5 separate regions of the Mus musculus genome follow, and all the other regions are linked to region 4. The links are chromatin loops, found by intact Hi-C in ENCODE. Cell type or tissue: heart. All regions are shown on one strand. Region 1 has its middle 210 kb from the start of Lmo7. Region 2 overlaps Tbc1d4 (TBC1 domain family, member 4). Region 3 overlaps Lmo7 (LIM domain only 7). Region 4 holds the start of Uchl3 (ubiquitin carboxyl-terminal esterase L3 (ubiquitin thiolesterase)). Region 5 holds the start of Lmo7 (LIM domain only 7).

Region 1 (5,000 bases), 290 kb after region 4:
CAGCACTCAGGGAAAGTCCTTTGGAGTTGGTCTGAGGGATTTTGAGTTCAAGTCCTTGAGTAATGGAAAGCTCTTCTTACTTCCAATCCAATTTAGGATGTCTGAGCCGTGAGACGCCCTGTCTGAGGCTGTCTGAGACTTAGGTTAGAATGCCCACAATGCTTGAGTCCTTGTCTCAGGAAGACAGATGAAAGTGGCCTTACAGAATTCATATCAGGGCGTGTTGAGCACTCTCTACATGTCAGAACTGTCCAAAGTAGGACAGTGCATGGCGGTTTCACATTATTAAGTACAGCTGTGAACAGTTGACTTCTTCTCCCCATACGGTCAAACCCCATTTTCTCTGAGGGAGAGGCTTTCAAGCATAATTCAGTCTATGCTCTGCAAGTTTTTCAGATTAAAATCAGCCAGGTAAGGATTTCTCCTCTTAACAGGTAGCCACTGAGCACTGGCAATGTATGCACGACTGTGCAATGAGTCATTGTAGGCCCTGTGTGTGTTCCACTGGTTTCTGCAGGGATGCTAGAAGCATCACCATTCACTGAAGCACGGATGGAGGGTGTGTGCTACACGGTCTAGCCATTGTCAGTTTCCGCTCCCACCCTTGGTCCTAGCTCAAAGCTCTTGTGTAAACATTACTACTCCCCACATCTACAAAGTTGACAGTCTGGGGTGCTTATTTACACATTTTACAGCTTTGGATGAGACAGTTTTGGGGGAAATTATTCAGTATACTTATAACTACTTTGATATTTGCCAGCTAAAAATCATGAATTAATGTTATTTCATTCACGGTTCTGCTTCTTTGAGGGGAGATTAGTGTAGTTCCAACTATAAATACTAGTGTTTATGAAGTCATATTTATAAATACATACTCTTACCCAAAAGATAATAAAAAGGCACCTGTGGTCTCCGTGGGCTTGTCGGTTGACAGACGTGTTTTCTGTGACCCCAGTGGTGCCTGTTTCGCTGGAAGGAAAGTCACCTGCTCCGTGAGTAGAATACAGAATGAGCTGTGAGGTCGTCCGATTCTAGGCAGAGGATGGCAGAACTTGTTTAAATATTAAAACATTGATTTACATGTATTTTAATGTTTGAAATGAAAATTTAAGCTTTCCCAATATCTCATAGAGGCTGACATAATGCTGGTTTTGACAGTCCCATTTGTCACCCATGCACTACACAGGCATCTCAGGACCTGACTGGGAATGAAGCACAGTGTGCAGGGCTTAGCAGCAGTGCTGCCCTTGGTCTTTAGCTTTGAGCACATCGCCATGACTTGCAATCTGCTCTTTGCATCTCCCTGCCAGCAAAGCAGTGAAGCACATGAGGAAGATGAAGAATTCATTTTTACAGTGCTGGTCAAAGTCAATGATGTGGTCCTCCTGAGAAGATGTAAACGCAGCAACTATGTATTGAAAAGAACATGGCGAGTCCTTTGTCAGTGAATATTACTGGAAGAAGCACAGAAAATGTTGCCGAAGAAACAGACGTGGAAACTAATAATTCAGTGTGGAGGGTGGCTTTACAGTGCAGATGTCTCCATCCCTTCCGGAGTTTGCTAACTTATGACCCAGTGAGGAATCCAAAAATGACTTCCCTGTGAGCCAATGAAAAGGAAAGCACTCTAGAAGGCTGGATACACAACAGTGGATTACTTCCCTATTAAAGACATTTGGCAGTAAAATCATGCAGTCCTGTCCATTGGCTGAATCGTTATTTCAGAATAAGATGTTCCCAGAATAATGTTACCCCTGTACTAGCTTTGTTCCACTTATTGCAGGTTTTTATCATCAATGGAATTTAAGCCAGAAATCCCCAAAGGTGGTTAGTTTTCTGAAAGCCAGATCCTACCAGGGTGTAATAGCACTGTCTACACAGATAGGAATTGGCCATGGTTTTTCTTAGCAAGTGTTTGATGGCTGTTTTCATGATTTCCTTTGGCAATAGCTGAGGTTTCTGTGTTTTCCTCTACAAAAAGCATTTCAAATCTGTCTATCCAGCTCACTGACGAGTGGCCTGGTCTTTGTTTTCTAGCATAAACTTAAAAGTTAAGTAAGCTTTATCATTTCTTTGTAAGGTAAAGAGACCAATTTTAAAATGTGTGAAAAATAACTCCTATTTGAAAAAAAAATTGTAGGCCATTTTTAAATTCGTTGTTTATAAAGTCTTCATTGTTAAGAGGTCTTTTGGAGGAAAGTAAATGTTTGACAAGTAACCAGTCTCATTTGCAACTAATATTTTTGAGAAAAGTTTTAAAGGCCACACATCTAGTAGAGCCCCAAATACCATTTTTTGCTTGTTGTAAGGGTAATTAGGGTCCGAGTTTGGAAACCGGGAAAGAGCTGTCTGTGGTCGCACCTCTAGGTCTACAATCTTCGCCCTCCTAAGGCTAGAAAAGAGGCAGAGACTGGAGAAGCCCAGGAAACTTGGGAGCTGTGTAACCAGGTATAGGCCAACAGCAGGAGACCCTGTCTCACACAAGATGGAAGGCGTGGACTTGCAAGTGTTCAAATTCCACAAGTGTGCAGTGTCACACTCATATCTGCTATCACTCAAACATGTGCACACACATTCACACACACACACACACACACACACACACACACACACACACACACGAGATTTAGAAAGATTGCTTTTTTCTTTCATCTTTAGCATATTTTAATAATATGTAATATGATTTTTGTGGGAACAAATATGTTAAATGTGCACATTGGAGGCTATATGCATTCAAAACAAAACAAAACAAAAACAACTGAAATGCATTACTAAAAATGGAGAGGTCCAAGTGTTTCTGGCCAAACAAAAGACAGAAAGTAAGATGAACTGGGGAAGTCATCACCTTACATCTTTTCAGCCCATTTTTCATAATTTTGAAAGAAAAAAAAATCCCCTCTATTTTGTAAAATGTTGAGCTGCTGAGACAAGAGAGAATGGGTAGAATTTTCAAAAGTCCGTAAGAAAAAGCACGTCTGCAGTAGCATTCTAAGCCCTTTCTTTGGGAGTTTTCAGTTTGCAGTTTGCAGTTCTTTTCTGCATTCTGAACACTAGGTGGCAGTGTGGACACAGGAAGGAGGCCAAATGCTCTCCCTCCGTTTTCTTTTAAGGGCTGGTAATTTACAAGACAGATGTTGCACAGCTAAGTTCGTCCATATTAGAAGTCCAGGCACTGAGCACTGAGTCCTACAGGACACGGGCTAAAAGATTAACATGGTTCTTAAAGGACAAGTATCTGGAGGGCAGCAACATCCTCCTCTGGCTTGGAGCTCTGAGCTTCAAGGGTGTGCTGGGAGAACAAGGCTCTCTCTGGCTTAGCAAGCAGGGCTGGACCACTGTAGTCCAGAGCTGCCCTGTTTCGTGGAGATGGTGTTTCAGGAGTCGCAATGCCCTCCCAGCTATTGAGACCACAGTCTTTGCAGTGGGGTGTGGTTGCAGCCATTTCTGATTTTCTTTGTGGGAAAGTCAATTCTCTAGAACAGTGGTTTTAAAACACTTCCAGTTTGGTTTTTTTTTAAATCTTTTAAAAATCATCCACCCCCTCTCCAAAAACAAAACAAACAAAAAACCTAGTGCATCTTTGAGATGTGTAAATACTAGAATTACCTGTGATCAAAATGAAAAACAAAAAACCGTAACCCCTACCCCCAAACAAAACAGTCAACCCAGTAGGCAAAGGCATTAAACACAGGAGTGTAATTGCTGGGTTCTCCCTTTGTTTTGGATTCCCAGGGCTGAGTACCCCCCCTTAGGCAGATTGGTAACCCTATCATTTGTTTGGGCATAAAAAAACAATCTAAATATGTAAACATCTCCATATATCTACATATGGATGTGTGTTTACAGATGTGAATGGTGCACAGCGGTCTTTCTCTGGATATCTAAGTAGAAGTCTGAAATATCAGCCCCCTATGGTCATTATGCAGCTCTGACAGCTGGCTTGATTACCAAGATGGCTCATGGAGTGTGGATGCGAAACCCGTGTCCTGTAGATCAAAGGAATGAATCATAGACTGGATAGATGGAGCAGGGTGGTCGGAGACTCTTACCATGGCCTCTTGGAACAGTTTGAAGTGTGGGAATTGTTTGCTGGTCATTGGTAGTGAAGCCAGGTAAAGCCAAGCCCCAGTTCTGAAGGAGTTAACCTTATCTTTTAACCTCTGAGTAATGAAGACCCACTACGTGGAGGCCTTGCTCTCTGTGATGCAGAAAAACAGAAATGTCCTCGATGGAGCATAGGGAGAGCCGTACTAATGTCAGGTGAGCGCTGCCGAGTGCAGCGGGCGAGGTGGAGGGGAATGGGTGAGCTTCTAGTCTCTATGGGGATTGTCTTGGATTCCTGAGTCCAGTGATGGCTAAACAGACATCTTCATGAGACAGAGGAGTGGGCACTGTACATTTTACTGAGGGAGGGAAGAATCAACTGCTTTGAAGACCATGGGTAAGAAAACACAGACAAGCAGAGGGAGACCACAGACGCTGATGCCTGTGGAAATTCATTGGCCTCTTCTAGAGACAGTGTACAGTTCGATAAGGAAATAGTATGTTTTAAAATAAAATAGTTTAGTTTTTTGTTAGCATGGCTGAACAAAATACTGATGGGTGCTCTGTTTCTTTCAGCTTCACACATTTGGATTATGCCCTGTCAATGTCTGAAAACTGCAATACCAGAGAGGCATCCCTAAACTTCCTTTTTTTCACTAAGAGTCTGTAAGACTGTCCCCACTGCCTTGCTTCTGGTGTTTTTCATGTTGAGTTTGATTTTCCTCCTATGGCCAAACTTTTCTAAAGCTGGGTACCACATTTTCTTTTCATTTGGCTCTGCCCTCTTCTTTCTGCAAAGATGATATTGTGGATAGAGCGACTTGAAGGAGGAGAAGCGTTTCCTGGAAGCCGGTTCTCTACAAAGAAAGTGGTCGGATGCTATGTAAAACTCATTACAAAGCTGCCTGGCATTTCACAGAGAAAAATCTTTAAATCTAAGCTTAGCCAGGTCCCCC
Region 2 (5,000 bases), 140 kb before region 4:
CCCAGAAGCCAAGTCATCCAGGGGAGTACACATACGTCATCCTAAGACCCCATGAGATGGGAAGTGGAGATAAGCTGCCCCAATACTCCAAGGCCAGCTAGCCTGACATACTCTGCAGTGAACAAGAGAACTGATGCCCACGGCTGTCCCCTGACCTCTACTCTGTGACACAGTTTAAAAGGAAAAAGGTGTTGCACACGTATCAGAGAGAAACAGACAGAAAATTCCCCAGCCCAGCCCCCTCCCATGACTCCAAGTGCATACCAATCCAAGTGAGGAAGACTGAAGACATGTGAACAAAGGGAACTGCATCAAGAACCAGGAATAGAAGCATCAGAGAAGACCCTGAGGCCAGAAAAAGCGGAATAACCAATATGCTTGGGGTCATTGGTGGTTTTCATCTCTCTCACACACACACACACACACACACACACACACACACACACACACACATACACACATTGTGTAGGCAGCAGGCAAAAGCCATACTAGGGTAGACAAATTCAGGAACAAAGCCTGAAGCAACAGGGACAGACTGGCTCTGAGGACTTGGCTCAGCTGTTGCTTGCTGCTCTTCCAGAGGACACAACTTCCATTCCCAGCACTTGTATCGCAGCTCACAACCATCTGTAACTCCAGTTCCAAGGGACCTGAAGCTCGCCATGCATCGGGCACACACTTGGTGCAGAGACAAACATGCTGGCCAAACACTAATAATATACACACACACACACACACACACACACACACACAAAACAATAAAATAAACCTAAGGAAAACGTTACAAATAAAAGTATTCAAATGATGGCTTCTGATGAAGAAAGCCGCAGGAACAATGTCTGTACGTGGGCAAAAGGGAAGAGACAACACAACGGAGGTGGGAATAGTTCAGCGAGTGAGGCAGGGGCTGCAAAGTGCTGCTGTGGGCAGGCATGGCGCTGTGGGCAGGCATGGCGCTGTGGGCAGGCGTGGCGCTGTGGGCAGGCATGGCGCTGTGGGTAGCAGACTTCCTCCTTCCACTCCCGCAAGCTCCTCTGTAAATCACAAGGCAGCTCATGAGCAGAGCTGAGGACAGGGAGGAAGATTCAGCACGGCACTGAAGGTGAGACATTGAATTTAATTCAAAGTGATTACAGGCCAACTTGCAAGGCAAACTTGTCTTGATATCTTAAGGTCACTCTTTCTGAGATGTCACGGAAGCAATTACAAGTTAATGGAAGGTTTTACTAGAGAGCTTAAATATCTTGGGTAAGATCTGGTCATTGGCAAATAGAAAGCTGGAGTCGGCACCTACATGAAGGCATAGAAATAAACTACGCTCCCAGCATAGGCTGTGGCTGGGGACTAAAGTGGAAGTTTCTGGTTGTAATGCGATGCAGACTCACATGGTCTTTTGCTGAACAAGACTCACACTGCATTTTGCTGAGGCAGACTCACATGGTATTTGGAGGGCGGGAGATTGAAGTGTTTTAAAACCCTTCTTAAAAGTGGGATTTAAAAAACCCTAAGCCTACAGGGAGCTATTCTAAGACGTATTGTATTGGTTCCCTTTCTTGTTGCCATGACAAATTATCTACTTATACAACTTAAGGAAGAGTTTATTTTAGCTCATAGTTTGAAGGGATGTAGTCAATCAGGGAAGGAAGAAGCAGGAGGTAGCTAGCCCCATTGTACCTGAAGTCAGCAAGAAACAAGAAAAAACAAGCCGAATTTTCCTCTGCTTGCTTTCTCCTTTGTTCTGGAATTGCAGCCCCTGGGAAGGTACCACCCATATTCAGAGCAGGCCTTCGCTCCTCAGTTAAATCTCTTGGAGACACGCCCACAGACAGGCCCAGGGGTGTGTCTGCTAGGTAACTCCAAATCCAGTTGGGAGAACAGTGAAGATTAACATCACAAATGCATTTTGCAGTAAGTCTGTGTATACTTACACGGTAAGAGAGAACATTTTGCATCTTACTTGTGTCGCTTATGAAAAATAATTTTTTATTTCTTTTCTGATATAGATACAATTTTCAAAAGGCAAAGTCATTGACTCATGAGAGTGAAACTTCTTATGCACTCAGAAAAGTCCATCTGTTTTCTAACTGTAGCAACACAGCGTACAGGACTATGAAACACTGTGAATTACTATTATCTATCATGGCATTGTGAAATTCATGGTTCTGAATGCTGCAAGTCCCTGCAACCAATACAAAACACAGTGAACCAATCTATTAGTTGATTCTATTGATCAGAAAATGTACTTAATGCTTAGTGCCCGCATTTACTGTAATGACCACGAGGGGGAGTGTTTTCACCTGGACTACCGTAATACAACTGCAAAAGAATAATACTGAAAAAAATAGTTTGTAAAATGTCATTACCACTGCTCTTATTTTAGACCGTTTTAGATATAAAATCAACCACTTAGAAGCAAATCATTGTAAATTTGAATAATTAAACAAGTGTGCCAAACCAATTAGCAAGTTAATAAAAAGAAAGGTTACTTTGAATAAAAAAATTATCGTAAAGTCAGGATTTAATAGACTTGAACCTGTTAAATATGTTCACAGAGAGCATAATAAACATAGTAAGAAAATATGTCTTGGCATTTTATCAGGGTATATGAAAATATAGAGCCTTCTAAACAAAGCGACGGAGGGGACAGTTAATAAATTTCAACTCATAAAATGTCTGAACTCAAGAGGAGTGGAGGCTTTAGGCAAGCCGTGATTGTGCAACGGAATGGGGGCCAGGGGGCAAGTGCTGAGCCAGAGAGAATCTGGACACCCCAAGTTCGCTGAGATCAGTAGATAGAGTTGTAATGGTATCAGGAAACAAACACACCACACATTTCTCAGAAACCTATTTCTGTCCTGGCGTGCCACATTGCTTCAGACATTCATAACAGCACAACAGATCTTTCACATTGTAAAGCCCTCTTCTCCAGAGATTTCAGTTGCTTGCATACAATATCTTTAATCTATAAAGGTGCACGGGCTCCTCTTCTTCCAAGACGAAAAACAAAAAACAGAAACAAAAACAAACAAACAAACAAAAAAACGATCCTAACTCCATATCACTGAAAGATAACGTGAAAACACACAATTGCCTTGTCTCCAAAAATAGGCGGGCAGGGAGGGCAGCCACGAGCAGCCAGATGACTCTCTGACCCACGAGGGCACATTCCGTGGGTCAGAGAAGACTGCTGCGTTCTCCACGGTCCCAATTAAGACTGGAGCTCGGTATGACCCTGTCCTTGACCCTTACAGTAGAACTTCACTCCTCTGAAAAACAGGGGTCGAGGTGAAGTGTGACTGATACTGTTATCGCCAGTATGTTAAAAATGAATAGTGCGATGGCTTCCAGCGAGGTTGCCTTTGGGGCTGTCAGTACACGTTCAGATCTGGGAGCACAGTCAACATCAATCACCCAGGGAAGCTCTAACCAGAAAACATAGAGTCGGCTCTCATAGCAGCAGAGTGGAGGGGTTCCTCAGTGTTCATTAGAAAGCACAAAGCCACCTCCTCTTCCCACTCCACTGAAGAGAATCTAACCATTAGGAGGCTCAAAGGACATGATTCCTCCTGTCACCTTTGGTGGTAGAAAACAACAAACCAGCTTGGTACCGTAAAGGGCTTTTCCAGAAATAACATGCTTATATGTGCTTTACAGATCTGGCATCAAATTAATAAATGCAATACACACTGTCGCAAGCAATAAGCCTCTACCTCTGTGATCTCTGAAACTGCTTTGAGAGACACCTGAAAGAGTGCACCTCCCAGCCACAAGAGGCCCCAGCCTACCTTGTGCTCTCTTGGCAGGTTGCTTCTCCCATTCAGCAGAACTCCTAATATGTTCTGTAGCAGTGTAATCAAAGACCTCAAGTAGATATTTCTACTTATGGAACTGTATAAATACCACACATTTGGCTATGGATTTCTAAGTCCTTCAGTTTCTCCTCAGAAATTTAAACTGACTTGTAACACTATCATATTTGTAAGAATATAGAAGCCTTGGGGAAATGGCTCAGTGAGTGGTGTTTGCAAGAGAGCCCAAGTTCAGGTCCCCAGAAGTCAGTCAAATGCCAGGGATGGAGGTGCCTGCCTGTAATTTCAGCAGTGGTGAGACTGAGACAGGCAGGTGCCAGGGGCTCATTAGCCAGCTAGGTTATCGTGACATCCACACACATTCAAGCATGCACACACACACACACACACACACAGAGAGAAAGGCGTGTGGTGAATGCTAGGTAGGCTATCCTAGCATCCACACCTGAACACACACACACAGTCACATACACACACACACACACATGGGGGGGGGGGGTAAAGAATACCTGAACATCTTCTTAATATCTCTGGTACTAGGTTTAATGAAGCTAGTGTTTTGGTGTTAGCATTGCAACCAACATGATTTAAGATAGAAGAAATGAATAAAATCTGTTCAATGGTCACTAATAATGAGTGTGCACGCTGTGATCCTGTGGGCAAAATTCAATTTCATCAGCCTTCTCAAAGAAGAGATGTTTATTGAAGATGAATATGCTCTGAGAGACTTCACACCCGAAACCAAACTCAAAGCAAGCGAGGGTTTCTATGTCTATGTGTGAACAACTCTGAAAAATATCCGTGAGGGATTTAGCTGTGGTAGACACGACTGTAACGTCTAAATAGCATCCACTACAATGTAGATCAAACTTGGTGCTGTCGATTCTTGTACCGTCTCCAATCCAAATCTACCCCCACAAAGGCGCACAAGAAGCCACTCTGGTGACAGGTTTGGACAGGTTTCATTCAGTCCCACCAGGTCTGCTTTAGATGTACCCTAACATTACCACAGTGGAAGATGACATGCAGTCATTTTTCACTGATGGCCCCCAGCCATTACGTTAGCTGGGTACCACAGGTGTCCATATGTTCTCCCAGGACAGAGTTAGTCTGCAGTAGCAGGAAATGAAACCAAGAAGAAAAGAGAAATTGAAGGGAAAAAGGAAGTGAAGTTTTTGTCAGGTCAAGTCC
Region 3 (5,000 bases), 280 kb after region 4:
TCCTATAATCCTCTTGCTCACTTCCGTATATCCCATCATCCCCTGTGTCTCTCATCTTCTGAGAGAGCTCCAGGCTCTTTGTAGTTAACTAATTGTATATATATATATATATATATTTGTTTTTTTTTGTCTATCAGTGTGTCTCCTGTGGGTGTGACCTCGGAGGCTCTTCCTCAGGAGCTGAAGTCAGAATCCGAAACCACCAACTCTACTGCAATGACTGCTATCTCCGATTCAAATGTAAGAGAGCAAATCAGAGAGAAAATTTCTTGTCTTTTGAGGAGACCACGGGTTCCTATGTCTTTCCCTGAGCCTTGAGCTACCTCCTCTTCCTGAGAGTCCCTGTCATAGGGTCCTGGGCTCAGATCCTCTTCAAAGAGGCTGTGCAATGAGTTCCAGCCACTCAGGAGAGGGTTGTGGGGTTGGGGACCTGGAGGGGCTTGTATCCAGAAATCGGGACATTGACTCTGGTTTGCATAGATCCTGGAGAAACTTCTAATACCTCATGGAAAACAGGATACAGGGTTAAGGCAAGTCCTCTGAACAGACTTTGGTCTGCCTCCTGATTAAGGCTTCATCTTCATCATCAACTTATTTCCATATCTAATGATAAGACCTTAATGTGATTTATAATGTAATCAACTTTGAAAATGCTTGCATTACTATATAACCATGTATTATTCATATATAAAATTTTGAAAAAGAGAATTTTAATTCTGTCTATATGGTGTTTCAGTGTTACTGAATTAAAAAAATAAGTGTTACTTTCTTTTTAAGCATGTGTTTATGAGTATCTCATAGTGTAGGGTAGCATAACTCTGTTGTGTGTTGTTTATAGCCTCAGTAAGGAAGACAGCAGCTGTTGCTGTATATATATAGTTTTGAACCTTGATGCTGGTAACGTTTTTCTTCCTTGTTGTGAAAGGGTGGCACAAGTGGTATCTACAAACCTATTGCTTTTGAACTCAGAGGTATTTATGCGGTCCTTTATGTGCAGAGTGTTTGAAAATGATTTGAACCGGTCAACTCTCTTTTATCTGTCAGCAACTTCTTTCCTGGTTGTCCAGGCCTTCCTGGAACGCTGACCCTGAAGGTGGGAGAATGTCTAGGCTGGGCATGGGGTCTTGGCAGTGTGTCTGTGTGTGCACTTTTCTCTCTTAAACCCAAAGCCAAACATAATTGATTTTTGGAACCACTGCTCACGCCTTTTCTCTCCTTCAGTACGAGTAACAGAGAGTTGAAGGTTTTGTTTTTGTGTTCATTCATACTCTGTGTTTTACAAATAAAGAATTCTAGACCCCAGAGGCTGCAATTGCCTGCCTTTGTCCTAAGACTAAGCGGCAGGTAACTCTTCCTACCTCACTGGGCCACTCTGAGTGACGACTGCTTATGAACTCCCTTGAGCTGACATTCCCGTTTCTGAATCTGAGTGCTTTTCTCTCTTCTCTCCTTTGCCTAATCAGCTGGACGGCCAACCGCCATGTGATGTAAACCCCCATTCGAAAGCGCTGTTGCAGATAGAAGAGGAGGCGCTTGTCACTGATGCAGAGCTATAAAAAAAAAAATGCTGGATGGTTTTTTCCCCTCTTTTTTTTTTTTAAAGGAATAATCATTGCCTCGTTAAATGACATAGGAACACTGTGGTGTTGGTAGGACCTGTATTTTTGTTGTTTATTTATAAGAAGGTAATTATGTGTGTGTGTGTGGGGGGGGGAGGAGTGCAGTATTGACCTTTTAAATTCAGCATCCTAAAAGCACAAGTGGAAAAGAAAACTAAACAAAGCTCAAGAACTTAAAATCCTTCTCATACTCATATGATTAATGATCTCGTTTGACTCTCTAGTGGTTTTTCGAAGAAGGTATTTTATTTTAATTTTTTAAGTTCTTAAACATTATTTGAAATAGTTAATATAAATGTGTAACTGTGTTTGTTTATTATAATGTATTCTAAGTTAATGTGGATCCATATGAAAAATTTCACTTAAATCCACTCATAAATTTGCTTCTTTTGTGGTTTTCTTTACACGGAAATAATCCAATTGAAAAATAATTTTGCCTCTCTGTAATGTTTTATTGGTTTGAGGAGGGCACTCAATTTTCTTTACAAGGACTGTTGATGCTAAGCAAATGCCAGGAGAGGGCTGTTTACTTTCAGTAATGAAAAATATCCATGGCTTGTATACCAGTGATTTCCTCCAGAAACACGTGAGCTCTTCTGTTCCGCTGCCTTTGTAAATAAACTTGGTGATGCATTTAAGGAATGCTTTTTAAAACTCTTTATTGTTTCTAATTATTTAATGCGTTTGTGTTTCTAAAGTATGTGGTGTGTATGTATGTGTGGTGTCTGTGTGTGTGGCATGTGTATGTGTGTGTAAGAAGGTAATTATGTGGCAGGTGTGTGTGTGGCATCTGTATGTGGGTGTGTATGTGTATGGAGTCTGTGTGTGTGTCATATGTGTGTGTGTGTACCACAGGCACGTGAGTGTTTGTGGAGGCCAGGGGAGGGTGTTGGGTTACCTGGAGCTGGTGGATGAGAGACATCCATTATGGCACTGGAAACTGAGCTCAGGCCCTGAAGAGCACCAAGCTATCCTCCTGGCGACCCTGCCCCAAGGCCCCCTCTCATGCCTTTTAATTCTATTTAAGTGTGCACACCTTCTTTATTACATCTTACATATCTTTACTAAGGAGCAATTGACACATAAGACAAACTGCATATGTTTATATTCAGTGTGTATAACTTGGCAAGTTTTGGTGTGTGACTTCCTGCTACACTATTCCCACAACCACGATGGTTCTGTAGAAGTTTAATCTTAATCAATAATTTTATTTCCGATAATGTTATGATTTTGAATGTGCTTTTATGGCAATGGAAGTGGCTGTTGGATCAGCTTTTAAAGATCTATTCTTTTTTTTCTCCTAGGGAGTTTGGAAAAATATCTAGAGCAAAAGCAGTGCTTTAAGACAAGAAATATGGATCAAAAATAGCTAATATAAAATGTTAGTGAGCTTTGAATAAAAATATAAGGACCCTTGGCTCCTTGGTAAAAATGCAAATACTGCGAGAGCTATGTTAGAGGAGGCTTAAAATACATACTAAAGCGTTAATACGGGAGGAAAATAAGAATCAGTTCCAGAGTGTTTGGTTGCTGAGTAATTCTTTTTATTTCCAGTTATTAAAGTAATATGTACCTATTAAGGACATTTTGCCAAATTCCCCATAGCATTTGGAACGTAGCCTACAGCTCCAAACGCCAACGAAAGCACCAGTGTTTGAACTCATTCGGCATGCGCGTGTTTATCCTGCGACTTAGCTAACACTGGCTGAGTTTTCCATAGTCTTTTTTAAATTTATTTAATTTTATTTGTAATTCAGTTTTTACACTCGCTATTCTGTTTCCCGCCCCTCCCTGTCCACCCTCTGACTGCTCCACATCCCACACCCCCTCCCCCACCCCACCTGACCTCTAAACTCCCTGGAAGTCCTTTTCATCATGCATGTTACTCAAGCATTCTACCCCAGGTTATACCCCTAAGTCTCTGTTTCTTTTTATTTAATTTTTATTGGTATTTTTTTTATTACACACTGTCATGGGTCTCATGAGGATGCTTTTATCTAGGAGTATCATATGCTTTGATTGTGTTCACCCTTCAATGTCCCCTCCTCTCCCCAGACAATAGAACCTCTACTTTCATGTCATATGTAAAATATCATTGTATATGAAATGTAGCATCTATAAATAAGAAAAAACATTTGATATTTAATGGGATGGTTTCCATTTGCAGTTATTGTACATTGTGTGTGTGTGTGTGTGTACGTGAGAATGTGAGCATGTAGTGCCACTGTGTGAATGTGTGTGTGAGTGTGTGAGAGAGAGAGAGAGAGAGAGAGAGAGAGAGAGAGAGGGAGAGGAGAGAGAGAGCGCGCAAGAGCAAGCAAGCAAGCGAGCCAGCCCACAGAGCTAGTTTTCTTCTTCTACCATTTAGGTTGGCAGCAAGCATCTTTAACTCTCTGAGGTACCAACCGACCCCTGTGTTCTTTTCTTAAAATAATAGTTTATTTTTCCTTATGGCAAACAAAACACCACTGTGTGTATATATACCACATTTTCTTTACTCACGTGTTTGTGAACACCTAGGCTGATTTGATAATTTGAGTTTTATGAACAGAGTTACAATAGAAATATCTCCTTTGGTTCTTTTGGGCATAAACTCAGGAATAGTATGGTTGAGTCCTATGGCCATTCTGTTTTCAGTTATGTGAGGAATCTCCATGCTGATTTCCATGGTGACTAATTTACATCCCTACCAACAGTCCATAAGTGCATGGTGGTACCCTTTTACCCACATAACCTCCCTCTCTCTCTCTCTCTCTCTCTCTCTCTCTCTCTCTCTCTCTCTGTGTGTGTGTGTGTGTAAATTACAGCTGGACAATTTCTAAGCTGAATGACTGACTTGTGGGCTAAGTGGGCAAAGCAGACAAGATTGATAATCTGTAGCCAAGCAACAGCCAAGATGGGGTTGCAGAATCATCGAGAATCATTCAGGGCGTGTGTGAGTGGCATTTGCTAACATTCACTCTGTTCTACAGAAACTAGTACAAACTATGCCTCCCTGCAGTGGTAGAAGTGTGGGAGAGAAGTTAGAAGGGATGGCTTCTTGGTTCAATATTGCTTAGAAGGTGTTTCCAGTCACAAGTATTCGTGAACATAGTGAATCATAAAAGAAGTTTTCACTCCATAGGTATGTTAAAGTGTGAGTCATCTTTGATACTAAATTAAGGAAGGAAAGTATTGTGGAAGCTAAATTTGTTCTGTTTAAGGATTTAATCTTAGTACTTTGCTTGAAATATTCCTCAGTATCAGAGTGATTTCTAATCTCTAACACCACAAATGGAACTGTCTGAATTTCAGTGATTAACAGCATAATAGCTACCTTTGGTGTCTAATAGGATGCATTGTTGCTGGGACTTTATTTTTTTAAATAGCACTTTTACATCC
Region 4 (5,000 bases):
ACATGTCTTTTAAAAGGTTATGTTGTGACTTGGCATAACAAAAGATTGGTGTTGGTGGAAACAGTCTGAAGAGTGAATTTTAGGCTAATATAGATTACTAAGAAAATGAACCTCTCTCTCCCTGTCCTTTCTTCCCCTCTCACCTCTCTAGTCTGTCTTTTTCTCTCATTTTTCCTCTCTTCTGTCTTTTTCTCTCTTTGATCGTTTCTCACTACATAGCTAAGATGAACTTGGAGCTCACTCTGCAGCTCCAACTGGCCCTAAGTTCCCAATCCTCACCGTGATTCTCCTACCTTGACTTCTCAAGTGCTGGTGTTAGAGGCATGCACTATCATTACACATGGAAACTCATTTCAGGGGTGGAAAAGGTCCCTGCATGACTGTGATTGGCTGCAAAAATACAGCAATGCTGTATTTACAACATTCATGTTGAATTTACAAAGAGATCTTAGCAAGAAGAAAACCCCAGAATCAATAAATAAAGCATATTATAGAACTTTGTCCCCTAGGAGATAAAAACAAACAAACAAACAAACAAACAACCCAAAGCTATATGGCAAAGGGACATTCAAACGATGGAGGCGATGACACTGAATTTTGAGCCCCATTTTACATTTAATGAGTCAAAATCTGTGCTTCAGATTCAGGCATCATTCATAGGTATGGTCCAGTCTGAGGATTAAGGCTCTTTGTACTATGTAGGGACATCCATGCCAATGTGAGAGTTAACCTAATAGACTAGAAGTAAGGAGATTGGACGTCTGATATGTTTGCAAGGGTTTGGGGGGATCCGCAGTTCTGTGGGGTACTAGGACCACTTCTCTATGGCAAAAGACACATTATTGCTACCATCCATGTTTGGTGAAGACTTTCCAGTGTGGATGCTTTGGGGTCTCCTATGCGTTTTGCCAACAATTCATTCTCCACGGTGTGTTAGCTAAGCCTGGTTTTCTCACTGGTGTCTCAAGGTAAACTTTAGTAGGATTGTATTTTGGTTTGCTGTTGAGTTATGAGGAAGCAGACATGGTATGTCTAACAGGGAAGAAATTCTCGTGATAGAGGGATAAGGATGTTGTGTGGCGTATTGGCCAAGCACTAAGAGGAGAAACAAAATGCAGAACTGCAGGAGTCTGGAGAAAAGCGGCTGTCTGAAAATTCCCCTGGCACCCCAAACAGCCCCAGTAGAGACTGAGACTATAGCAAGCACCACAAGAGATCAGGCAACTGCAGCTAACCGATCATGAGCCCAGCATTGCCAGATTTACCAAGTCATGAGGTTGGACAGATATGGCATCAAGCCATCAGACAAATAGGGAGGAGTCAAGGGATTACAAGAGTCACCGGGTTATAAAAATAATAGCCAGAGCATGCGTGGGAGAGTTGGAAATTTCCCAAGAAGGACAAATTCAGCATAATAATATTTTTCTCACTTCTTAACTAACCTTTCCCTGAAATCCTTCTCTTCGATACAGAATAGTAATATATATCAGATCAAATTTCTGGAGTCCTGCCATGACTCTTGGTTCCTACATATCAAAAGGATTGCTCCTTGAAATATCTTCTGCTTCTCTGTCTTCATAAATGTTACCTTGTGTCAACTTTCCTGTTTTTGCATTTCCCCACATAACTGACAGATGGTATTTCTGCATACATGATTATTCCACTTCTCTCTCCTTTGTGACACTGAGATTGGGCCCAGGGCCTCAAGCATGCTAGACAAGTGCTCTACCATTTCTCAAATAGCCCTTGAGAAATCTCCTATGTACTAGCCATTGAGTTAAACCCTGAAAAACAAACAAACAAACAAACAAACAAACAAAATCATTACATTTGTCATCCTGAAATTTAGTGGGATGGCGAATGGATTTCAAAATGCTGTTTAAAGTCCTTCAGTTTGTACCAAACAGTACATTGCCTGATTTCCTCTTTGTAGTGGCTCCATATTGTTTCTCAAGCAGAACTGAGTATCTATCTACCTATCACCTATATCCACCATTTACCTATTACCTGTATCTCGGGCAGTGCAATAACAGATAAGGCCAACATATCATTCCAGTATCCTCACAAAGGAGCAGGAAGACCATGATTCCAAGGAGTCAACCCCTCTGGCTTGGCTGCCTTAAGGCTAGCAAACCGGTCCCACTCTCACAGAGTAGGAATCCATGACGCGCCCCCTAGAGCTTCTGGTTGGCATTGCAAGAAGGTGAGGTTGCCTGCGAGCACGCGGCCCGGTGGCGCATGCGTAGAACTCGGGAGCTCGCTCGGGGGAAGGGAGAGTCCAAGTGTGAGGGGAGTTCACCGTTGATCAAAGCTTCTTTTTCTCATGAACTAGGACATGGCTCAGGCTTATCAGTTTAATTTGCCTTTTAACTTCATTAGTAACTCCAGGGCTGAGTCTCCGTAGGGAGAGATCAAGCGTCTTGGGGGTCGTGGAAGTCCATTCGTTGGTTTCCCCCTCGGGGCGGCGTTTGGATGGTGCCGGCCGGAGCGCGCGGGGGCGGAAGCGGCGGCGGCGGCGGCTGCGGCGGTGGTGGCGGCTGTCAGAGCTGGAGAGCGGCCGGCGGAGCAGTCATGGAGGGTCAACGCTGGCTGCCGCTGGAGGCCAACCCTGAGGTGAGCGCGGCCGGGTTCCGCAGCCAGGGCCTGAGCGGGTCGGGAGGCCGGCGCCAGCCCGCATGCGCGCGTCGCTAAACCCTCTTCTGTGTCTCGTTTCAGGTCACCAACCAGGTGAGTGCGGTCGGTGCCTGTCACCCCGGACCCCGGAGTCCTTCCCGCCTTCCCCGCCAGCCTCCCCGCTGGCCTTCACCTCTGCATCCCCAAGGATCCAGGGATCTCATCCCGGGCGGGCAGGCGGCCCCAGGCTGCGGCTGTGGGCGGCTCCGCCCCTCTCGGGCCACCACCTGGCTCGGGGAGATGCCGGTGCAGCGAGCGTCCTCTGTCCCTCCGTCGGACCCCGCGTCGCCGGCGCTGCCTGGGGCACCCGGGGTCTGAGGTTTGGTAGCCCCTCGCCTGGTATCCCCACCCCGTGCCTTTCCCCATCTTGGTTCGTCTCCTTGCCGTTGCGGGTTCCATCCTGTTCCTTGACCCTGTCCCTTCTAAGGTGACTAATTTGCCAACACTTCCTGACTCCCGGCTTTGTAAACTTGCCCACCCAGTTCTGGTAATTCCATCCACCTCCTGTACAATGAAATCACCTTTCAGTCATCTCTTGCCCCATCGAGGTCCTTCTCTTCCCTGCCACGCCCCCTTTCTCTCCCCGTCTTTCGAAGGTGGACCTGGTCCTTGCCTCCTGTACCACACAAAGCCCGGTTTAATGGTTGTCCTGCAATGCGTAGCCACCTGCTACTCTTAAAAGGGAGTTTGTTTTGGATACTGAAGGTTGGGGCTTGGGATGCCTTTCAGACCCCAAATTAGGTGGTGGAATGCATATATATATATATATATATTTGCACAGATATGTATTAATTAGCCTTTTTTTCTGCTCTCAGATTTAGTTCACCTTTAACAGTTCTCTTAGTTTGTTATATAGTTTTCTTCCTTTTCTTCCATCTTTCTTCTCATAACCGAAGGATAAAGATCTATTATCAACGTTTAAAAATGCTTTTTTGAGACCAGACATCGTGGTACATGTCTGCCAGTATCAGCGTGTGGGAGGCTGAGGTAAAGAGGATTTTGAGTTCCAGCCCAGCCTGAATTGAAATGCTGCCTAAAAACCTGCTCCCTTCCTCCAATTATTATTATTATTATTGTTATTTTTAACGGTTTTTTTAAAAGCATTTTAGCAAATTCTTTGTATAAAACACACAGGCTTTATGTTAGAGGTGACATCCTTTGTCTTTTGGAATTTTTGAAAGTGTTTTCATTTATTTTGTTTCATTTATTGTTTCATTGATTTCGGGTGGAGGTCAGAGGACAACTTTCTAGATTCAGTTCTCTCAGTCCCTCAGGTGGGTCCTTGGGATTAAACACAGGTCTTCTGTATTTGCTGGTGGGAGGAGCCTTGACTCACTGGCCTGACTCCCTGTAGCTTATGTGGGTTTGTTATATATTTTTGTTAGCATCAGTTCCTATCTTCTTAGTAAGGTGAACTGTGTAAAGTTTAAAAGCCAGCACTTCCCCGTTGCCTTGCTGTTCACAGCACCCTTTCTGGAAGAGGCCAAATTCCTTTTGTTCTTGACTTTGAAATTTGCTCATCTCTTTCCCTAGTGCATTTTATTTTGTCAAGAGAAAAATCTCAAAGAATTTCCAACTTCTGTGCATAAGAAGAAGTGTGTATTTGAGCTGTAAAGCAAAGTGATTTTTACACTTTAGCGATAGCAATTTACTATATATGTGATAGCTTTCGCTCCATTGATCTGTCTGTTCCTCTTTCGGTTATCGTTCTCTTTGTTGTGGCTTTATAAGTCCTCAAATTGTATGAAGCCAGCATTGTACCTTTTCTGAATTGTTTAGGCTTTTCTAATTGCTTTACCTTCCAAATAAATTTTAGAATGCTTGTCAATCTGTACAGAAACTTGATTGGTGAATGTGGCAATTGGATAGACATATTCTGAGGGGTGTGTCTTTACTACAGTGGATCTTGTCATCTTTGACCAAGGTGGATCATCACTTAATTAGGTCTTTGATTTCTCCATCGGTGTTTGATAGTTTGAGCACATAGCTCTTGGGAAAAAGATTATTGGATACCTACAAATTTGATGATTTGAGGCGCTCTTGTAAATGGTATTGCTTTAAAAGTTCATTCTTGAGTTCTTTGCTATGTATTGAATGCAGTTTAAAGATCTGCCCACATCCTCAACTAAGTTCAGGGAGTAGCTGCACTGCACCTCAGTGTATCTGGCATCTTCTCGGTGGGTCTGGAGTAGCTGCACTGTGCCTCAGTGTATCTGGCATCTTCTCGGTGGGTCTGGAGTAGCTGCACTGCACCTCAGTGTATCTGGCATCTTCTCGGTGGGTCTGCACCTCAGTGTATCTGACATCTTCTCGGTGGGTCTGGAGGG
Region 5 (5,000 bases), 75 kb after region 4:
TTCTGATGCTTAACTTTTTAAACTATTTAAACATCTCATCTTGTTTTGTGTGCCTGACCTGAGTGTATGGCTGTGCACCATATGTATGCAGGATGCTTAACTTTTTTATTATGTTTGTATTTGTGTGTGTGTGTGTGTGTGCATGCACACACATGTATTTCAGCACATGTATAAAGGTCAGAGGACAACTTACAGGAATCTGTTTTTTTCTTCTGCCATATGAGCTTCCAGATCAAATTCAGGTAGTCAGCCTTGGCATCAAGCATCTTTTCCTGCTGAGCCATCTCACTGGTCCCAGATATTTAATTTCCATGAAATAATGAAGCAAAGAATTATGCTTAGGTGTTCTGAGTCGTCAACCTGCTGCCTTAACTCCTTAAGATGAGCCGTGGCTGGTGGCCAAGTTGACTTTAAACCATTTTCATGGTTCTATACTTCTTGCAATATCTTCATTTGAACAAGTAAAATGGCATCCCCACTCAGTAGGAAAATTCTGTATGTGAAAGCAGATACGTGTGCTCGTGTGCGCGCATGTGCGCTCACACACACACAGTGTGCCCAAAAGAAAAGAATACCTCTTTTGTGGTATGTATACTCATGGGCTTTTACAAATACCATCATATTTAATTGTTTTATAAAACAATCCTTTCACTGGGCAGTGGTGGTGCACACCTTTAATCTCAGCACTTGGGAGGCAGAGGTAGGCAGATTTCTGAGTTTGAGGCCAGCCTGGTCTACACAGTGAATTCCAGGACAGCCAGTATTACACAGAGAAACCCTGACTCCAAAAGCCAAATAAATAAATAAATTAAATTAAAAAAATAAAATGATCCTTTTGAGATGTTACTGTCTCCACACTTCTCAGACGATGAAACTGGAGATCTGGTATCTGATAACCTAAGTTGTTCTGGGTCCCAGGCCTGTGCACTTCTCATCCTGGGCAGCTGCCTGCAGAGTGAAACATTGGGCTCTGCAGCAATGTATTAGTTGCTTATTTTCCTGTGAGAAAACACCATGACTAAAGCAACTCATGATAGTTTATTTTGCCTCAGGGTCCATAACAGCTAGGGAGGCTTTTTAACCACACCCAGAAGACAGAGAGACAGAGAGAGAGAGAGAGAGAGAGAGAGAGAGAGAGAGCACAAGCTGGAAGCAAGGTGAAGCTGTAAACACCCAAACCCAGCTCCCAGCGACATACTTCTCCAGCAAGCCTGCACTTCCTAAAGGTTCTATAGCCCCTCCAAACAGCTGGGGACCAAGTGTTCACATACTTGTGTCTAGGGTGGGCATTTCTTGTTCAAACCACTTGTGACCACAGGAGGCATTTCAGATAGCATGTGCTTATATAGGAATCCTAAGAACTTCCTGTCCCGCTGCACTGGCAATACTGAAGCTCTGGTATTCTATGTATTTCAGTATGATATTTTGTGTCTTTATCAGGGTGGTAGCTCACACTTGTAATTTCAGCACTGGACTGGCCAACCAAGGTATGGGGATTGGCATGAATTCCAGGCCATTATAGCCTACACTAATGAGGGCTTGCCTCAAAACATCAACCCTTCCCTCGCTCCCTTAAATAAAACCATTTCGCGTTATATTAAGTTTTTACTTCATGTTTGCCAAAGACAGCAGTTTTGTGATAGAGAAAAGGAGAGAAACATCTTCCTGTTTTCTTTAACCATCCCACTCTCCTCTAGGGTTTGGCCTAATAAGAGTGTAGGCAGCAGGCAGAGAGGGATGGTCCAGTCAGTGGCCTCCTGCCATAGCAAGAATAATCCCTGAAGTTTGTCAGCCAGCTCTTCTAAGCAGACCCAGTGATTACAGCAGGCCAATTAAAAAAAAAAAAAAATAAGGCTTCGGGATAAACAGAAACCATCACCCCAATCCAGATGGTCTTCATTCACAAGAGCAAGTGGGTTCCAACCCAGCCTTTAGATCTAACTTCCAGGAGGCAGGAAGTACTGGGAGAGAAATGTGGTGAAGACACCACAAAGAAGCCATAAGACAAATCCAGAAGGCAACTTGTTTCTTTCAACACACGATGCCATTCCAAAAAAGGAAGAAGGGGCTTGAGGAGGAGGCCCTTCTAGGGTAAAAAATCCGCAATCAAACGGAATGCAGATTCTCTGATTGCCTCGAGGTCTAGGTAAGTCAGCTGCAAAGGACGCTTTGGCATCCTAGGGAAATCCGAGCCCGGTTGATTAGCAATTTTATTGGCTTTATTTAGTTACATGTGAAAATGGTCTATGATATTGCAGGATAGTGTTCGTTAAAGATGAACTGTATCCTGGGATATTTAGAGCTGAAATGTATCCTACTTTAAACCTCTCTATAGTGAGATAAGCCCAAGTGCTAATGATCATTAAACAGAAGCTAGGCTGTTTCCGTAGACAAGATTCTCTGCCATACGTTTGAAAATTTCTTTAATCACACACACACACACACACACACACAAAGAAAAAAAAGAAAAAAAAAAGAAAAGAAAAAAAGAATGAAATGTTGCGTCTCCTCCAGAAAAGAAGGGCTGATCTTATCTTCTTCCATAGGTCAAGTACCCTGGTTGGAGCCCAGAGAGTCCCCAGAGTTTCCTTGGAGAGATCGCGGGGCATTGGACCACCTGTGCACTTTGCTGGCCAGGCCCCGAGCACTTACTCAAACTCTCTGCTCACTCTGAATAACCAGTCACCTTTGCCACACCACGAAGGGTACAGGTTTTGATTCTCCGGGGGAGGGCGGGCCAATGTCCAGAACTGGGCCAAGCAGGCAGGAGAGGTGGGAGAAAAGCCAAGTTCCTTCGGTTCACCGTACCCTTGAGGCGAGAGGGGAAATGAAGCCACAGGTCTTCCCCACGGACCCACCTGCGATCGGGGGAGGAGCGACGCCAGCCCAGACTAGGGGACCAGCCGCCAGTGCCCAGGCCGGTACCCTCACCTGCGGCCGGAAGCCGGGGCAGTAGCGGGGACCGCGCAGCATCTGGGACCGGTCAGCGAGCTCCGTGGAGCCGGAGGGTAGTGGCGTGGAGGCCTGGTGGCTCCGCGTCCCCGCGGGGGAAGTTTCTTGGCCCGGAAAGGTGCAATTGTGTGCAGCTATTCCTGGTATGTCAGGCCGCAGGCAGAAGGGGCGCCGCCTCCCGAGAGAGCCCGGGACTGGGAAGGCGGGTAGAGGCGGGAAGGATGCCGGCTGGGGCGCATCTCCCCGCCCAGATAATTCTGACCAGAGAGGTGGCTGCAAGGACCCTGGCGAGGGGCAAGGACGGAAGCTGGGACCGGCCCGTAGGGGGTGGGCCGGGGCGGGGCTACTGTCGAGGGCGGTGACAGCGCTTGCGACTTTTGAAGTTCCCAGGAGTCCCGGCTCCTTCTGCACACCGCTTCCAGTTGCCTCTTCACCTCCTCCTGCTCCAGTCAGGCTGAACTTGAGCCGATTTCTAGAGTTTGGAGAAAGCAACTCCTGCAAATTCTTCTAGGTTCCTGAACTCAAACTGCACGTCGCTACAAAGGGCGGGGGACGCGTGGCGTGGGAGCTCTGGGTCCCGGCGCGCACCCACTGAGCTGCTCCTCTCCCTCTCTTGCCCTAGACATGGAAGGGATGGAGGACGCCGAGGCCGATTGCTCTGTTGCATTCGCAGAGGCTCAGAGATGGGTGGAGGTGAGTGTCTTTTCCAGTTCTTTACAGATGAATTTACACTTTCCGTGCCTGAGTCTTCTTGGGTTTCCCACCAATCTGAGCTTACGTCCGTCCGGTGACCTAGGCTGAGTAAAGAGGCAGTTTTGGGTACAGTGCAAAATTTCCCTCTCTAGTCTTCTGATGCCTAGCCCTCCTCAGACTTTCTTGCAGATCTCCCAGCGCTTGTCCACCAGGTTTGGGTATCGCACTTCCCAAAAAGCGGGGCACAGAGCTAGGCTGGGGACCTCGGGCGCATTTCTTCGGGATGCAGTTGCTTATCACGCACCTGGGTAGCCAGTGTATTCAGCACGGGGTGTGAGCCTAGAGAGTTGGGGGGCTGCCATCCTTCCCTCTCCCGCTCTCTTCCTCTCCAGTTGAGAAACTAAAATATCCTAAGCTCCTTTACAGACGGCTTGTTATTCTTCCAGCTGTGCCTCACAGACAAGATCTTCTGTTCCTTTTATTGTCACGAAGGAGAGATAGTCTCTACATGGTCGCCTTCGGACTAGCCTGTTTTATTCCGTTGCTGACCACCTAGGTGGGTTGTGCTTGTGAATGAACTCAAGGCACCCCACACCTGGGCTCTAGTACCGAGTTACAACTCTAGACTTATGAGGTGACTTTCCGGATGGGTCAAAAGAATCCTTCCCAAAGTGGGACTCAGAATAACTGATGGTTATAAAATTGTTGCCCACACCAACCCTGACGTCATTTTGGAGTTAGTGGTGCCACATGCTGTTTTATCCAACAGCTAGGGAATTTAATTCAGGGCCTGGGACATGCTAGATAAGAGCGGCTACTCCTGAATCACGCCTGCAGCCCCTCAATCTACCTAAAAATTCAAATTAGGCTACTAAGAATATAGGGGAAGCTAGTTCTTTAAAAGTCATTTTATTTTATGTTTTAAAGAAATACATGTAGGGTCCCACTAGCTTGAGGACCTGCTTTTGGGTCTCTAGCACCCGTGGAAAAAAGCCATTGCAACTCCAGGACAGGCAGGGCTGCTGAGGCAGAAGTATTCAGTGTGACTTAGCCAAAATGGTGGCTTCCAAGTATATACCCCAACCCCCATCGGAATCTACATCCACATACATACCTACAAACACACACACACACACATACACACACATACATACCTACAAACACACACACATACATACCTACAAATGCTCACACACACACACACATACATACCTACAAATGCTCACACACACACACACACACATACATACTCACACATACCTACAAACACTCACACACACACACATACATACCTACAAACACACACACACACACATATACATACCTACAAATACACACATACACACTCACATACA

What was found. A loop is a pair of places that touch in the nucleus more often than their neighbours do. Peaks named below come from ENCODE experiments on the same cell type or tissue, not always from the same donor. Only the 100,000 strongest peaks of a DNase experiment are listed, where the experiment ranks them.
Region 1: it touches region 4 in a loop (2.1-fold over the local background); 5 of 42 quality-filtered maps call a loop at or near these places.
Region 2: a loop joins it to region 4, with 9 times the contacts of the local background. A loop is called at or near these places in 13 of 42 quality-filtered maps.
Region 3: a loop joins it to region 4, with 2.0 times the contacts of the local background. A loop is called at or near these places in 5 of 42 quality-filtered maps.
Region 5: it touches region 4 in a loop (2.1-fold over the local background); 2 of 42 quality-filtered maps call a loop at or near these places.

Annotation. Positions count from the first base shown.
Region 1 is chr14:101,939,988-101,944,987 of GRCm38, forward strand. No RefSeq gene overlaps it. Among named protein-coding and RNA genes, the nearest start is that of Lmo7, 210 kb to the left of the region's middle. In heart, a CTCF peak has its summit at 3,048 (motif pointing right); no DNase peak of the experiment used is centred here; H3K4me3 peaks cover 322 bases; H3K27ac peaks cover 392 bases.
Region 2 is chr14:101,515,250-101,520,249 of GRCm38, forward strand. The region is part of intron 1 of Tbc1d4 (TBC1 domain family, member 4); the gene reads right to left. Among named protein-coding and RNA genes, the nearest start is that of Tbc1d4, 91 kb to the right of the region's middle. In heart, CTCF peaks have their summits at 2,277 and 3,764; a DNase peak (open chromatin) is centred at 992; H3K4me3 peaks cover 637 bases; H3K27ac peaks cover 1,266 bases.
Region 3 is chr14:101,932,433-101,937,432 of GRCm38, forward strand. Lmo7 (LIM domain only 7) reads left to right here. Exons shown (of 31, transcript NM_201529.2): 30 at 138-240; 31 at 1,464-2,261. The coding sequence ends at 1,486. Among named protein-coding and RNA genes, the nearest start is that of Lmo7, 210 kb to the left of the region's middle. In heart, no CTCF peak of the experiment used is centred here; no DNase peak of the experiment used is centred here.
Region 4 is chr14:101,651,493-101,656,492 of GRCm38, forward strand. Uchl3 (ubiquitin carboxyl-terminal esterase L3 (ubiquitin thiolesterase)) reads left to right here and starts at 2,475. Exons shown (of 9, transcript NM_016723.2): 1 at 2,475-2,613; 2 at 2,716-2,727. The coding sequence starts at 2,572. In heart, no CTCF peak of the experiment used is centred here; DNase peaks (open chromatin) are centred at 2,209 and 2,589; H3K4me3 peaks cover 1,730 bases; H3K27ac peaks cover 1,201 bases.
Region 5 is chr14:101,726,581-101,731,580 of GRCm38, forward strand. Lmo7 (LIM domain only 7) reads left to right here and starts at 3,348. Exons shown (of 31, transcript NM_201529.2): 1 at 3,348-3,645. The coding sequence starts at 3,577. Gm9922 (predicted gene 9922) reads right to left here and starts at 3,148. Exons shown (of 2, transcript NR_168926.1): 1 at 2,932-3,148; 2 at 1,020-2,809. In heart, a CTCF peak has its summit at 3,125; a DNase peak (open chromatin) is centred at 3,171; H3K4me3 peaks cover 1,884 bases; H3K27ac peaks cover 1,361 bases.